Linked DNA regions of Homo sapiens: region 1 is linked to region 2. A link is a contact called in ENCODE Hi-C or POLR2A ChIA-PET data. All regions are on one chromosome and are shown on one strand. The core of a region is the stretch at or near the end of the contact, and the rest is flanking DNA. Distances in the headings are between cores, read along the strand shown. Region 1 holds the start of STMN1 (stathmin 1). Region 2 holds the start of KDM1A (lysine demethylase 1A).

Region 1 (7,897 bases), core at 2,714-5,213, 2.9 Mb before region 2:
GGCAGGTGGATCACCTGAGGTCAGGAGTTTGAGACCAGCCTGATCAACGTGATGAAACCCCATCTCTACTAAAAATACAAAAAATTAGCTGGGCATGGTGGCGCACACCTGTAATCCCAGCTACTCAGGAGGCTGAGGCGGGAGAATCGCTTGAACCTGGGAGGCGGAGGTTGCAGTGAGCTGAGATTGCACCACTGCACTGCAGCCTGGGCAACAAAAGCAAAACTCCGTCTCAAAAAATAAAAATAAAATAATCTATAGCAATCAGGAAACATCTCTAGCAATGATACCTAACAAGTGCACAGCACTTTAAATGTGCCAGGCATTGTGCTGTTTTCATTTACATTATTTCATTTAATCCTCACCACTCCCAGAGTGCAAGTGTCTAATATCACAGAAGAGACAGAAGATCACAGAAGGATGAGAGAGGTTGTTCTTTTTTTTTTTTTTTGTGAGACGGAGTCTTGCTGTGTCGCCCAGGCTGGAAGGCAGTGGCGTGAACTCGGCTCACTGCAACCTCCACCTCCCAGGTTCATGCCATTCTCCTGCCTCAGCCTCGTGCGTAGCTGGGACTACAGGCGCCCGCCACCATGCCTGGCTAATTTTTTGTATTTTTAGTAGAGACGGGGTTTCATCGTGTTAGCCAGGATGGTCTCGATCTCCTGACCTTGTGATCCGCCTGCCTCAGCCTCCCAAAGTGCTGGGATTAGAGGTGTGAGCCAGCGTGCCCGGCCAAGAGGTTGTTCTTTCCCAAAGTTCTCTGCAAACATTCAGGCGCCATCATCCTGGGCCAGGCCTGAGGATGGGCACTGCACTAGGGATACCAAGACAAAGACAGCACCCTGCCCTCTAGGACCTAATGGTCTAGTGAGGGAGATCGATGTGTAAAACAGCAGACTCATAGACAGGTTTTGAATAGAGAAGGGAGTGTTAGAGCATAGTGCTTGAGGATTAGGAGACAAAGGGAACAGAGAGACCGGGGACAACAAGCAAACCTCTCCCACGACACCCTTTGGCCGAGGACAGGCCTCGAAAGCAGCTGTGGAACTTGGAGGCGCCATGTGGGAGACAAACCCTGCAGCCTCAAGCCCAACAATGAACAAAGGCTGCCGGGCTCTCTGGCAGGAGAGGAGATCTGACAACGGCCTGGCCCGCCGTTTGATCAGTGTAGACATTCCTTCTAGACTTTGAAGCCTGAAGTGCTCTCCTTTAGCTGTCTACACAGATCAAATAAGCTGGATGACTGCCCTATCTCCACTTCGTTGTGTGGCTCCATAGTCACAGCCAGCTCCATAACAATCCAACCAAACCATCTGAGCAGAAGCAAAAATAATTCTTATGGGCAAAGATAGACAGTTCCAAGATGTGAACATTAACTCCTTGCTGCCACTTCAGAAGAGAGTGGATCTTGAAGTTCGTTTTAGGAAGCTTTCGAGAAGGGCGATTCTGCCCCTCTCCAAGGTGAAGTGGCAAAACTGTTGTCTCTCCTTACAGTTGAAAGCCCTTCCTATTCCAAGGCTTATATAGGACACCCACAAAAGCTGACAATAATGAGCTGTGATCTGGCTCTTGGGAAGGCAGCCCCACCCTAAAGAACAAGGATCAGACTGGGTGTGGTGGCTCATGCCTGTAATCCCAGCACTTTGGGAGGCTGAGACAAGAGGATTGCTTGAACCCAGGAGTTCGAGGCCAACCTGGGCAACATAGTGAGACCCTGTCTCAATTTTTTTTAAGTCAAATAATAATAATAATAATAATAATAATAATAATAATAATAATAATAATAAAAGGACAGGAATCCCACCTCAAAAGCACCTTTTTATTCAAAGGCTCATTCTAGGGGAAACTTTAACCCAGCCCTCTCAGTCCTCAAGCAGCTGTGAGGAGCTTGGAACATTGTCACAGACTGGCAGAACCAGGCATCTCCCAACAAACCCAGAAGCCAAGTGGCATTGCTAAAAAAGATTAAAAATGAACATGAGTTCTAACATCTACGTTCCTTGCTATGGTTTCCATGGAAATAGACATCTGCTCTAGGGAGAAAGAAAATGTGGGGGGAAGCAGTGTAAGTGCTTTCAAATTATCAGTGTTTTGAAAGATTTATTTCTTTTTTCTGTCACAACATTAATAGTCAGGAATGTGAGACTTTTGTGTGGCAATTTATTGTACTTAAAAAAATGCATTAAATGAGTGGGACCTTCCTCTGTGAACCTCCAGATCAAATACAAAGACTTCAAGATAAAAAGCCTGTTCAGTGGGTAAGGACCTCTTGGGCTTGGGTTCCTTGCTCATTTGTGTTGCCTGCCTATCTGTCGCTTTCCTGAGGGGTCTCATGCCCATCCTTCTCCAACTTTTCTAATGATGTCTGAGATTCTGTTCAGAAAAATGACAGACGGAAGCACCTAGCCATTTTGAAGCTAAGTTTGGTCTGAGAAGAAGCCTTTCAAGGCTCAGTATCTGAATTATTCCTGGTCCTGCTCACAGGCTAAGTGAAAACCACTTCGATTGGCTTGGGGGGGAGGCCGACCCCACACAAGGGCGATTGTTGGAAAAAATGCCGCAACAAGCATATTTCAGGCAACAGCGCATTGCTAATTGTTTGCTTTGTGTAGTGTGCTGCTGCTTGTATGATCCAGTTTTTATTGTCTTGGGCACCCCTTAGTTGTATTTTATCTCTGGCACATCCCTGGTGACTAACTAGGCATGAGAGTCTTTCTAAATTAGGACTGTTGTTTCAGGAAGGTTGGTCACATTTGTTTCTTGATTTGGGGAGATGCAGCTCATTAATAAAATAAAGATATCTCTTCTGCTTAGTCAAGATCTCAAAGCAGGTGTCTTGGTGTATTGACCACCAACCGAGGACACGGTCTTGGTCAGAGAATGGGAGGAGGCGGGGACCATGTTCATTTCATTTATTTTTTTCCCCTTTTTGTGAGAGAAAGGGCCAGTTATTCTAAGGCACGGTCAGACCAATTTCCTTTGTGCCTTTGCTGAGGTTCTGAGCTATCCAGGTCAGGGAGAACAGTGACCTTGTGGCTCCTTTTTCGATTTTTAAAAAGAACCCAGTGCTGCTCTGGGGAGCACGTGCTCTGAGAACAAAAGCAACACTTAACTGCAATCTGTGTAGTCTAGAACGGCTATTGCTCTTCCTCCCCTATCATCCGCAGAAGGCTTGGAAGAACAGATGGAGTCTGCATTTAAGCTGAGTGGCTTTGTTAGACCAAAGGCGATCAAATTCCAGAGCCCCACGCTTTCCCGCACAGGTCCCTGGTCACCGGCTCGGGAACCTGAGGATGCTGGCAAGAACGCACACAGTGAGGGAAGGGCCACGCCCGCGACCTGTGGGCTGAGTGGATTAGAAATTACGATGATGTCACAATATGGGTGACACGCCGGTGTCGGTGTAGGGTGCCGGGGGCAGGGGGCCCTGCAGGGGCGTGGAGTGGCATTGTGCTGTCACAGGGGCTCGGGCGTCTTAGGCACCCATGTGGGTGGCGCACTAGAAGGGGCACTGCTCTGTCCGAGTGCTGCCCTTGGGGCGAGGCGGGCATGTGGCTCTACAAGGTGGAGTCCAGGCGGCCAAAGTTTGGAAAGGTAGGGAAGGACCCCCCCGCCCTCCGCCTGCTCCGCCCTGCCCTTGTTCTCGAGAATGGGGAGCTGGTTCGGACCTAGTCCGGGGTCCACTGCCACGCCCTCTTCCACGGCGAGACCACCCCCCTAGTCCCAGGCCCACACCTGGGGATGCTCCCCAGGCGCCCTGCAACCCCCGGCATTGTCCTCCTGCCCTCCGGGACAGGACTACACTTCCCGAGGTGCTTCGGGGTCCCGGGGGGCGGCGCTCCACGCGGGTTGTGGGGGGCGGGGGCGGCACGTGCCGCCGCTCTCGGCCAATGCGGAGCCCCGCGCGGAGGTCACGTGCCTCTGTTTGGCGCTTTTGTGCGCGCCCGGGTCTGTTGGTGCTCAGAGTGTGGTCAGGCGGCTCGGACTGAGCAGGTGGGTGCGGGGCTCGGAGGAGGCGGCGGCTGGCTGAGGCCAGCAAGAGGGACGCGGTCGGCGGGAGGGGCTGGGCCGTGGCAGCGACCCCCTGCTGCAGGGCGGCGGGCGGGGCTGCGGGCCTCGGAGGGGTTGGTGGGCGGGGGTCGCTCCGCTTTGTGTGTGGCTCGGGCGGAGCCTCGCCTTTGTCCCCGCTCTCCGGGGGCGCGGCTGTTCGTGGGCAGGGGGCTGGGCGATCACCGGGCGTCCGCTCCGGGGTGCCGTCGAGGAGACAATAGGGGGCGTGGGCCCTCGTTTACCTCCCTCCCTCCCTCCCTTCCCTGCGGGCCCCGCCGGGTTCCCCATTGTCTGAAGGGACGGGGCGGTGCCCCAGGGACCAGCGGCTTTAGGACCAAACTGCGGGCAGCCAGGGCCGCGACCCTCCCTGCGACCGTCCCCTGGCGACCGCAGCTGGTGATTGAGGGGCGGCGCTCCCGGGCCCCACGAGGGTTCTTCTGTCTTCGCGGCCGGACGCGCGGACAGCGTGGGTGGCGGCAGGTTGGGCATGGGGACGGCGGGAGGCGGTGGCGAGCTCACCGCGGGACCACCCGGGGGCCTGTTCCCGGGGCCTGCCCCACCCGCTGAACTGTGAAGGGGGTGGTGGCGGCGGCCTGGAGGTGTTTTTGGCGGGAGTTGGGGGGGGCGTCCGCGCAGGGGGAGTCAGGCAGGGGCGGAGTTACCCGGATTGGACCGTTAGCCCCGCCCACCCCTCCCCTTCCCACGCGCGCGGGCTCCGGGGTGTTGAGTTCGGGGAGATTCGAAAAGGCGCGGGGAGGAAGGGGGCGGGGCCAGGGGCCGGAGCGCAAGGCGTGCTCTGATTGGCCGGGGGCGACCGGTCCTCTTTTCCTCGCCCGGACCAGGGCCACGCCCATCCTGGGTCCGGTGCTGCGTCTAATTCTCTGCTTTTCTTAAATCTTGTCGCTGCCTCTGATTTTAATTCCTAGCTTTTGGGAACCTGTCATCCTACGTTTTTGGTACTAGCTGGCGTCTACAAAAGTCATAATGTTAAAAAGATCAACAAGAGATACAGCATTTTTCATGACATAACGGCAGCAAATATAAGTCAAAATCTAGAGGTTCATAAACATTTTGCTTGCTGTTGGGCAAGGAAGCTTAAACCTGAGGGACAATAGGAGTTCAACATTATTGGTTACTATTAGCTTGGGCGTTTTCTTATCCACCACGTCAGACACAGACAAAGCAGGGGTGGGTATTTCATTTGCACAATGAGTTGTAGGCAGTATTAAGATGGCTCCGGGGGCACTGTTGAGTTGAATCTGGAATATCTTCTTACAGTTTCGGTGAAATGTTAAAGAGTTTATGGGGGAAAAATTCTTCACCCTTGTGACTTTGTCTGATTTTAAAAATCCAAGAGTTTTATGACCGAGAAAGCTCAGTTAACTTGATTTTCTGGAACCAATATCATATTCAGGTCATATTTCCCAATGTTTATTTAGTAGATTTTGATAATTTTTTTCGTGGTTAATTTAGACGTCTTTATTCCACGTATTTTTCTGACGATGTATGTAGATGTGATGTGAGATTTTTTTGGGTTGATGACATATAGAAAGGCAAAGAAAGTGATTGCATGTTTTTGAAAATCATTTTCAGGACTTTCCTTATCCCAGTTGATTGTGCAGAATACACTGCCTGTCGCTTGTCTTCTATTCACCATGGCTTCTTCTGGTAGGTAATCTATTTGGAAAATCTGAAATTGTAATGGGCTTATGATTTTAGATTGAGATGGCTCAGGTCTTCGCCTTTGATTTGGCACTTATGTTTTGGTCTTACCAAAACCTATTTTATGAATAGGAGAAGAATTTAAAAATGATTATCACTTGAATGTGCCGAGAGCTCGTAATTGTTTATTGGACAGTTTGGCTTAGTCTGAAGCAAAATTGTGGAGTTTGCACAAGTCTTTTGTTTATGAAAGCGATTGTCAGATACTGATGTCTCAAAACAGTATTTATTAATCCAAAAATGTTGAGCTTTGTTTTTCTGGGAGATGGTTTTTATTTTTTTTGAGACAGGGTCTCACCTTGTTGCCCAGGCTGGAGTGCAGTGGCTTAATTATAGCTCATTGCAGCCTTGACTTCTGGAGCTCAAGTGGGCTCAAGCGATTCTCCCACCTCAGCCTCCATAGCATCTGGGACTATCGACATGGGCCACCACACCCACCTAATCAAAAAAAATTTTTTTTGTAGAGATGGGCTTTCCCTTTGTTGCCCAGGCTGGTCTCAAACTTCAGGGCTCAAGGGATCTTCCCATGTTGGCCTCCCACGGTGCTGGGATTATAGGCATGAGCCATGGTACCTGGCCTTGGGAAATGGTATTTAGATAATAATATCTTGCCTGCAAATACATCTTCCCCTAGTGTCAGTAGACTGATAGGAATAAAAAGGGGAAAAAAAACACAACTTTCCTCATCAGCCCTAGTTTAATACATTAAATTGATTTGGGTTTTAGAAAATTATAGTACAGTTTATTAGAACAGGAGAATCCTGGTTTTCTGAATTATAAATATAATCAATTCTAGATATCCAGGTGAAAGAACTGGAGAAGCGTGCCTCAGGCCAGGCTTTTGAGCTGATTCTCAGCCCTCGGTCAAAAGAATCTGTTCCAGAATTCCCCCTTTCCCCTCCAAAGAAGAAGGATCTTTCCCTGGAGGAAATTCAGAAGAAATTAGAAGCTGCAGAAGAAAGACGCAAGGTAAACGAAGCAATTCACAGAAAGCAGGATATTAATTTATGTAATGGGCAGATCAATTTTATTTCTATAACAGGAAGAAAACAGAATTGTAGCTACACTGTGATTATTACATATGCCAGTGACTGGAAGGAAATACCAGTCCTCATTTATTGAACTCCTGTTACATGCCCGCTCCTTTGTTTATATTTTTCTCCTTTAATACATGGTGTTGCCTCAAATAATGGAAATTAGAAACAGTTTCAGGAATGTTAAGTCGTTTTTCTGCAGTCATACAACTAGTAAGTGTTGGGGTCAGAATTCAAGCCCTGGTCTATCTTAAACCAAAGCTCATGCTTCTCTCATGCTTCCTCTTTGAAAAGATTTGTTGCCAGATGATTCTTTGGCACTTTGGTTTTGTTTTTTGAGAGCTGTACAATAACATTTTAAATTGCTAGTGTGATTGTGTTGCTCAGCTGGTATCATGGTAGCTTTTCTCTTATCTAAACAATTCTATTATAAAGTAACTATCTTTAAAAGCTAATCAGAAGAATCAATAAATATTAATATGCTAGTTGTAGAAAATTTGGGAAATACAGAAATTTATAAATGGAAATTAAAAGTATTCATTATCCCGCTTCCGAGAAGCAACCAGTGTTAACATTTTGGTGTGTTTCTTTCCATTCAATGTTACTCATTAACAACTGTACATAACTTTTCATTTAACTCCCTTTCTCAACAACCCTGATAGGATTGATTTTAAAGCTGGGGCAAGTGAGGCACAAAAGGTAAGGTAATAACCTTCCCCAGACCAGCATAGTGATTTGTAGTATACACACACACCCGCCCGAAGAGCCTCAGTGCTTACACTAAGGAGTCGTCTTCTATGCAATAGTGTGAGTTCATGGAGTAGGAGGAAGCAATACAACCAAAGGTTGGACAGTGGAAAGCTTTTTAGACATCAACCCTGGCCCTGTAGTCATTAGCCTGTGCTTTACATAGTAACTGGCTAAATATAATGAAACTCCCATCATGACTAGGATTTGGCAGAAGAGAATCAATAGAACCAGTGTCAGATGCTCTGTGGTTATCCTGCAAGTCAGTGGTTCCAATGTGTTTTGAGAACAAGCTGTTCTGTTGAAGGGGTCATACCAAGGTATGGTCTGGTAATTAATGCAGT
Region 2 (7,034 bases), core at 4,068-6,567:
AGAGGAAGATGAAATACTTAAACTCCAAAAAGTCCACCCTTTTCCAGAACACTTTTCTAAATTCTGCCATTTCATGGCCTAGCTCAAGGCCACCATTCCTAAAGGAGTATGGTGTTCGTGAAGTTCCAACCCAATTTACCAATTTAAAACCTTAAATATTTTGCCATAATTTTAGCATACACATGCCCAAAAGTGAATTTATTCTGAAACTAATGAAACTGAAGCTTCAGGGACACTCAATTACATGAACTCCTTCCAATACCCTAAACATAATTTTAATTATGTAATGATATAATTTTGTTAAAGTACAGTCCTCAAAACTGGATAAGCTCCCAAGTCATAAAATACATGCACTTTTTTCCTTGCATACACTGAAGAACTACTGAAGCATGGCCTATCTATACTGGCCTCAGCTTGCTTTTTATTCCTTAAATGGATACTCTATCCTCTAAAGTCTGTTTCCTCTGGATCCCAAGACTGGATAGTTGCTAGCTTCCTAGTAGTTGCTGCCCCAAACAAACACATAACTAATTTTTTTCCTGAAAGTTTAAGAGCTAATTACAATGGGGGATTAAAAAACAGGGTAAGTAAGATGAGTTAAAATAAACACAGGAGAATTACAAAGAAAAAAATCTTGGTTGGGTGAGGTGGCTCATGTCTGTAATCTCAGCCCTTTGGGAGGCTGAGGCAGGAGGAATGATTGAGCCCAGAAGTTCGAGGCCAGCTGGGGCAACACAGGGAGAAGCCATTTCTACAAAAAATAAAAAATTAGCCAGGCATGGTTGTGTACAGCTGTAGTCCCAGCTACTCAGGAGGCTGAGATAAGAGCATCACTTGAGCCTGGGAGGTTGAGGCTGCAGTGAGCTATGATTGAGCCACTGCACTCCAGCATGGGTGACAGAGTGAGAACCTGCCTCCAAAAAATTAATCAGTTAGCTAAAAAAAGAAATCTTTCTTGTAGGAGATAGCTTAAAAAATAACAGTAAAATCTAATAGTGTGCCCCAAACTTACAATCTGCAGATTCAACACAATCACAATCAGAATCCCAGCAGCCCTTTTTGCAGAAACTGACAAGCTGGTCCTAAAATTCATATGGAAATGCAAAGCATTCAGAACAGCCAAAATAATCTTGCAAAAGAAGAACAAAGTTGAGGAACACTTCCTAATTTCAAAATTTATTATGAAACTAAAGTAATCAGGATAGTGTGGTACTGGAATGGACGGAAATATATAATAGATCAATGGAATAGAGTTGAGAGTCCAGAAATAAACTCTTAGATTTATAGTTAATCAATGAGGGTGCCAACTATTCGCTGAGAGAAAGAATAGTCTTCAATAAACTGTGCTGGGACAACATGCAAAATAATGAAACTGAACCCCTACCTCACACCATATACAAAAATTAACTGAGAAAAGATCATCGACATAAATGCAAGAGCTAAAACTAAAAAACTCTTAGAAGAAAACATAGGAGTAAATCCTCGTGACATTGGATAAGGCAATGGTTTATTAGATATAACACCAGAAGTAAAGGGAGCAAAAGAATAAATTGGATCTCATCAAAATCACAAATTTCCGTAACCAGAATATGTAAAGAACTCTTACTAGAAAATGATGAAGACAACTCAATTTTTAAAAATGAGCCAAGGATTTGAATAGTCATTTCAACAAAAATATAAAAATGGCTAATAAACACATGAAAAGATGCCCAACATCATTAGTCATTAGGGAACTGCATATCAAAACCACAATGAGATACCACTTTACCCCCAATAGGATGGCTACAGTAAAAGACAAACAATATTAAATGTCAAGAAGGATATGGAGGCTCAACAAGGTGGCTCCACCTGTAATCCCAGCACTTTGGGAGGCCGATGTGGGTGGATGGCTTGAGGCCAGGAGTTTAAGACCATCCTGGCCAACATGGTGAAACCCTGTCTCTACTAAAAATACAAAAACTGGCCAGAGGTGGTGGCAGGTGCCTGTAATCCCAGCTACTCGGCTGGCTAAGGCAGGAGAATCGCTTGAACCCAGGAGGAGGAGGCTGTAGTAAGCCGAGATCACATCACTGCACTCCAGCCTGGGTGGTGACAGAGAGAGACTGTCTCAGCAAAAAAAAAAAAAAAAAAAAAAAAGAAGAAGAAGGCCAGGCGCAGTGGCTCATGCCTGTAATCCCAGCACTTTGGGAGGCCGAGGTGGGCAGATCACCTTGAGGTCAGGAGTTTGAAACAGCCTGACCAACATGGAGAAACCCCATCTCTACTAAAAACACAATACAAAGTTAGCCGGGCATGGTGGTGCATGCCTATAATCCCAGCTACTCGGGAGGCTGAGGCAGGAGAATCACTTGAACCTTGGAGGCGGATGTTGCAGTGAGCCGAGGTCATGCCACTGCACTCCAGCCTGGGCAACAAAAGCGAAACCCCATCTCAAAAACAACAACAACAAAAAAAAAAAAACGAAGAAGAACATTGGAGAAACTGGAACCCTCATATATTTACTAATGGGAATGTAAAATGGTGCAGCTGCTATGGGAAACTGTTTGGCTATACCTCAAAAGTAAAACCTAGAATTAACATAAAACCCAGGAATTCCTAGGCCCACACCCAAAGAGAACTGAAAACATATTCACAAAATAAACTGTACATTAATGTTCACAGCAGCATTATGTAAAATAGCCAAGACTTGGAAACAAACCCCAATGTGCGTCAAATGATGAATGGGTAAACCAAATTTGGTATATCCATACAATGGAATATTATTCAGCCATAAAGAGTTATCAAGTACTGAATGAAAGCACTACAACGTGAATGAACCCTGAAAACATGCTAAAGCCAAATACAAAAGGCTACATAAGATTTTATATAAAATGTTCAGAATAGACAAATCCATAGACAAAGAGTAGATTAGTGGTTGCCAGGGACTGGGGGTAGGGAGGACTGGGGAGTGACTGCTAATGATACAGATGTCTTTGGGGATGATGAAAAGGTTCTAAAATCAATTGTGGTGTTGGCTGTACAATCTTGTAAATATGCTAAAAACCACTGAATCATACATTTTAAAATGGTGAATATTATTATACATGCATTATCCCAATAAGCCTGTTTTTTTGTTTGCTTTTAGACAGTTTCGCTCTTGTTGCCCAGGCTGAAGTGCAGTGGCACGATCTGGGCTCACTGCAACCTCTGCCTCCCGGGTTCAAGCAATTCTCCCTAACTCAGCCTCCGGAGTAGCTGGGATTACAGGCGCCCGCCACCACGCCCGGCTAATTTTTTGTATTTTTAGTAGAGACGGGGGTTTCATCATGTTGGCCAGGCTGGTCTCGAACTCCTGACCACAGGTGATCCACCCGCCTTGGCCTCCCAAAGTGCAGGGATTACAGGAGTGAGCCACTGTGCCCAGCCAATAAATCTGTTTTTAAAAACATCTTATACGTGGCTTCTGGCCACCTGTCTATTGAAATCGTAAAATAACACTCTTGACTTCTGCCCTTTATTTCATTTCTGAGGGCTGGTGTCACCAACCTCTGTGCTTTTCTAACCCATGCTTTGGTAAAAGCTCCAGAAAGTCTTGCCTCCAAAACGGTCTTTCATCCAGCACTGGTTATACTTTAGAGAGTTGGCTCAAGTAGGCAGATAAATATGAGAGCTCTCAGACTGGGTAATACTCATCTCAAGAAGCTCCCCATACACACTGACTTGGTATTCCCACTTAAAAATTATGTAGACAATTTTTTCAGGCATAAATTATATAATCTGCAAATTTTTATTTAAATGTTGACTACACGCACATATATATCCAGGTTGTTTTTTCCAACTAGACCGACCATTAAATCTCCAGAAAAGGCCCAAGTCTAAAGTCTGCGCCCTAATACTGCCCCAGTGCCCTGCACACAGTGTCCCATGTGGTCCTTTGTTTCAAGGGCTGATGATACCCTGTAACAACATGAATGTGGGAATTACATTCCACTTCCATCACTTATTTAGCTTTGTGACTTTAGGCAAGTTGCTTAAATTGTGTGCCTCAGTTTACTCATTCCTAAAATAGGGCTAGCAATACCTGCCCGTTGATATTTAACAACAACAAAAAAAAGTAATGTTGGTGACACGCTGAATATAGCATCTAGGACACAGACATTTGAGGCAGTCACTGTCTGTATATACTGTTTGGAGTCAAATCTTTTCTTCCCATATATTTGCATTTTGACTATTATTTGCTCTCTCAATCAGCAGCTTCCTCATCTGCAAAATTCTGCGCCAAAAGATCGCTGAGAGGATTTTAAAAAAGAAAAAAAAAAAGACTAGAACTCCTACCACACAGCAGGGTTTTGCTCAAACAAAAACAAAAGCAAAAACGACCCTTTCTTTTCATCTCCCCGGCTAAGGCGATTTCTTCAGCATCAACCTACAGCCCCCTCGTGCACCCAGCTGAAACGCCATCAATATCGCCCAACAGCTTCCAGACCTATCTGTGAACAAACAAGTGAGGTCTCCAAGAACGCCAACCGTAACCCCACGTCAGGGAGCCATTTTCCAGTCAAGAAAATGAAAAGGTGTGCAAGAAAGACCTAAGGAATAAAATACCCCTCCCAGCAATCATCGATGCCCCTTCCCACGTCGCTCGGGACCCAGCACAAAGACCGCAGTCAACACCGGCAAAGACTTTTCCTTTCTCACCCCACCCGTCCAGCTAGAGGGGACGTGGCGTGCGCAGCGATACAAGGGGAGGTCTGAGTGGTCGCAGGGCCCAAGACCCGGCGGCGGCGGGGGAGGGCGGAGAAGCCTCGGGGAAGCTCGGCACCAGGCGGTGTCGTTTGAGGGAAGGGTCGAGCCTTACCTTCGCCCGCTTGCGCCGGCTGGTCCGACGCCCCTCCGGAGTCTCTGCTATTCCAGTTTCCATGGGGGTCGCAGACCCAGGCACGACAGTAGGGCCGGCCTGAGGCCCTGCGGACCCCGGCGGTTCCGCCAGGCCCCCGGGGGGCGAGGCCCGCGGAGGCTCTTTCTTGCGGGGTGTGCGCTCCCCCACCGCCCCCGGCCCGACCTCGGCTGGGCCCGACAGGCCCGCGGGCTGCGCGGCCACCTCAGACCCGTTCTCGGAGCCGCCTGCTGTCCCAGGGCCAGCCTCCGTCCCGGTTGCTGCCGCTGCAGCCGCCGCCGCCGCGGCTGCCGCCTTCTTCCCAGATAACATCTCGGGCCGCCGGGCCGCCGACGGCCGTAGGGGCCGCTCGCTCTGTCGCTCCGTGGGTCCGAAAAGCCTTGCCTCGCCTCGCTTCACGCTGCCCGCGCGCCGCCAACCGCCGTCGCGTACGCACGCGCCAAGCGCGCTCCCGCCGCGCCGGGACAAAAAGGGTCGGAGACACCCACGAGCCCCGCCCCTCCCCCGCAGCCATAGAGCGGCGTTCTCGCGGCTAGAGTGGCACCGCAGCAAAGAACGTGTAGCTTGCCTAGAGCGTCTCCCCGGCGTTTGGAGTGGGACCTGGCACAGTCCGTGGTCTTAGGGCTTCTGGGCCAGACTAAACCTCCGAAGGTGACCATTTCCTCCAGGGACTTTCGGGTTTGCATGCGTGCGTTCGTTCATTCACTCACCCAATTATTCGTTAATTCAACCAGTATTTATTAATGCTTGCCTACTACGTAACAAGGGTTACATTATGAAGTTCTAGCTTTCAAAGAACTTACAGTCTAATGGGGGAAAACACTGAAATATGTTGGTAGAGCGTCTTACTTATTCATAATTGCCCTGCTTGGACTGGGCAAAAAACTTGGAGAGCACAGCAGTTTCGATGGTAGTAAAATGGAGACAAGTTACGAAATCCAGGTTTGAGTCCAGACGGAATTGCTCTTGTCTCCAAGCCTTTGTTCATGCTTTTCCTTCTGGCTGGACCCCAACCTCATTCGCACTCCATGTCTTGCGCTTCTCCCATCCCCCATGTCCCCCATCCCCCATGTCCCCCATCCTTCATGTCCCCCATCCCCATCCACATAACACCTCTTTCTACTCCAGGTTAATTCTTTCTAATAATGATAGTAGCGGTTTATTCTTTTAATTTTTCGAGGAATCCCTTGCTAACCCAAAACTGGAACAGGTCGTGTACTTTTAGCATGCGTGTACTTATTACACAAACAATTGTCTTTTTAATAGTCTGTCTCTTCGAAGTGAAATTGTCAAAAAATTATTCCATTTACATGAAGTTCAAGAACTGGTAAAACTAATCTCCAGTAATAGGCTCCAATCAGCCCTTGCCTGAGATGGGGGTCGGGGGTTGACTGCAAAAGAACAAGAAAGAACTTGCTGGGGGTGATGGAAATGTTTTATATCTTGATTAGGGTGATGGTTACATAGGTGTATATATTTGTCAAAACTCTATGAACTATCCATGTAAAACAGGTATGTTTTATGTAACTGTAGTACTTCAGTAAAGTTGTTTTTTGTAAAAAACTAAGCAAACAGACAAAAAGGCAATCAAATGTAGAAAGGAAAAAAAGTAAAAGCTATGCAAGAAAGAAAATGTATCCGAGTGGCGTGGCACGCACTTGTAGTACCAGCTGCTCGAGAGACTGAGGTGGGAGAATCACTTGAGCCTAGGAGTTCATTCAAGTCCAGCCTGAGCAACATAGTGAAACTGCGTTTCTAAAAAAAAAGAGAAAAGAAAAAGAAAGAAAATATAATCATAGTACAACATATGGCTCAGCTGTGAACTGTATTAACATGACCATAAAAACGTAAGCAGTGAATATTGTTTTATTTATTTTTTCTGTTCTTTTGTTTGTTTGTTTCTTCTTTTTTTTTTTGAGACAGAGTCTTGCTCTGTTGCCCAGGCTGGAGTGCAGGGGTGCAATCTTGACTCAATGCAACCTCTGCCTCCCAAGTTCAAGCGATTCTCCTGCCTCAGCCTCCCCAGTAGCTGGGATTACAGGCGTGTGCCACCATGCCTGGCTAATTTTTGTATTTTTAGTAGAAACAGGGTTTCGCCATGTTGGCTAGGCTTGTCTCCAACTCCTGACCTCAAGTGATCCTCCCACCTCGGCCTCCC

What was found. A loop is a pair of places that touch in the nucleus more often than their neighbours do. ChIA-PET counts read pairs that join two places held with the same protein, here RNA polymerase II (POLR2A). Pooled maps may share reads with other maps.
Region 1: a pooled map shows a loop between it and region 2 (2.6-fold over the local background). The contact joins the promoter of STMN1 here to the promoter of KDM1A in region 2. A Hi-C loop is called at or near these places in 1 of 50 pooled maps. POLR2A ChIA-PET finds 5 or more read pairs at or near these places in 2 of 52 experiments (WTC11 and activated B cell).

The regions. Positions count from the first base shown.
Region 1 is chr1:25,902,485-25,910,381 of GRCh38, reverse strand. STMN1 (stathmin 1) reads left to right here and starts at 3,963. Exons shown (of 5, transcript NM_005563.4): 1 at 3,963-3,993; 2 at 5,644-5,718; 3 at 6,569-6,741. The coding sequence starts at 5,706. MIR3917 (microRNA 3917) reads left to right here and starts at 3,928; the gene lies at 3,928-4,020. It overlaps LOC105376885 (a long non-coding RNA gene), which reads right to left and starts at 3,832. Exons shown (of 2, transcript XR_947102.1): 1 at 3,736-3,832; 2 at 2,139-3,346. RefSeq lists silencers at 3,721-4,030, 4,051-4,140, 4,531-4,950, 4,730-5,024.
Region 2 is chr1:23,017,751-23,024,784 of GRCh38, reverse strand. KDM1A (lysine demethylase 1A) reads right to left here and starts at 5,317. Exons shown (of 21, transcript NM_001009999.3): 1 at 4,838-5,317. The coding sequence starts at 5,188. RefSeq lists enhancers at 4,140-4,825, 4,826-5,513 and a silencer at 5,001-5,070.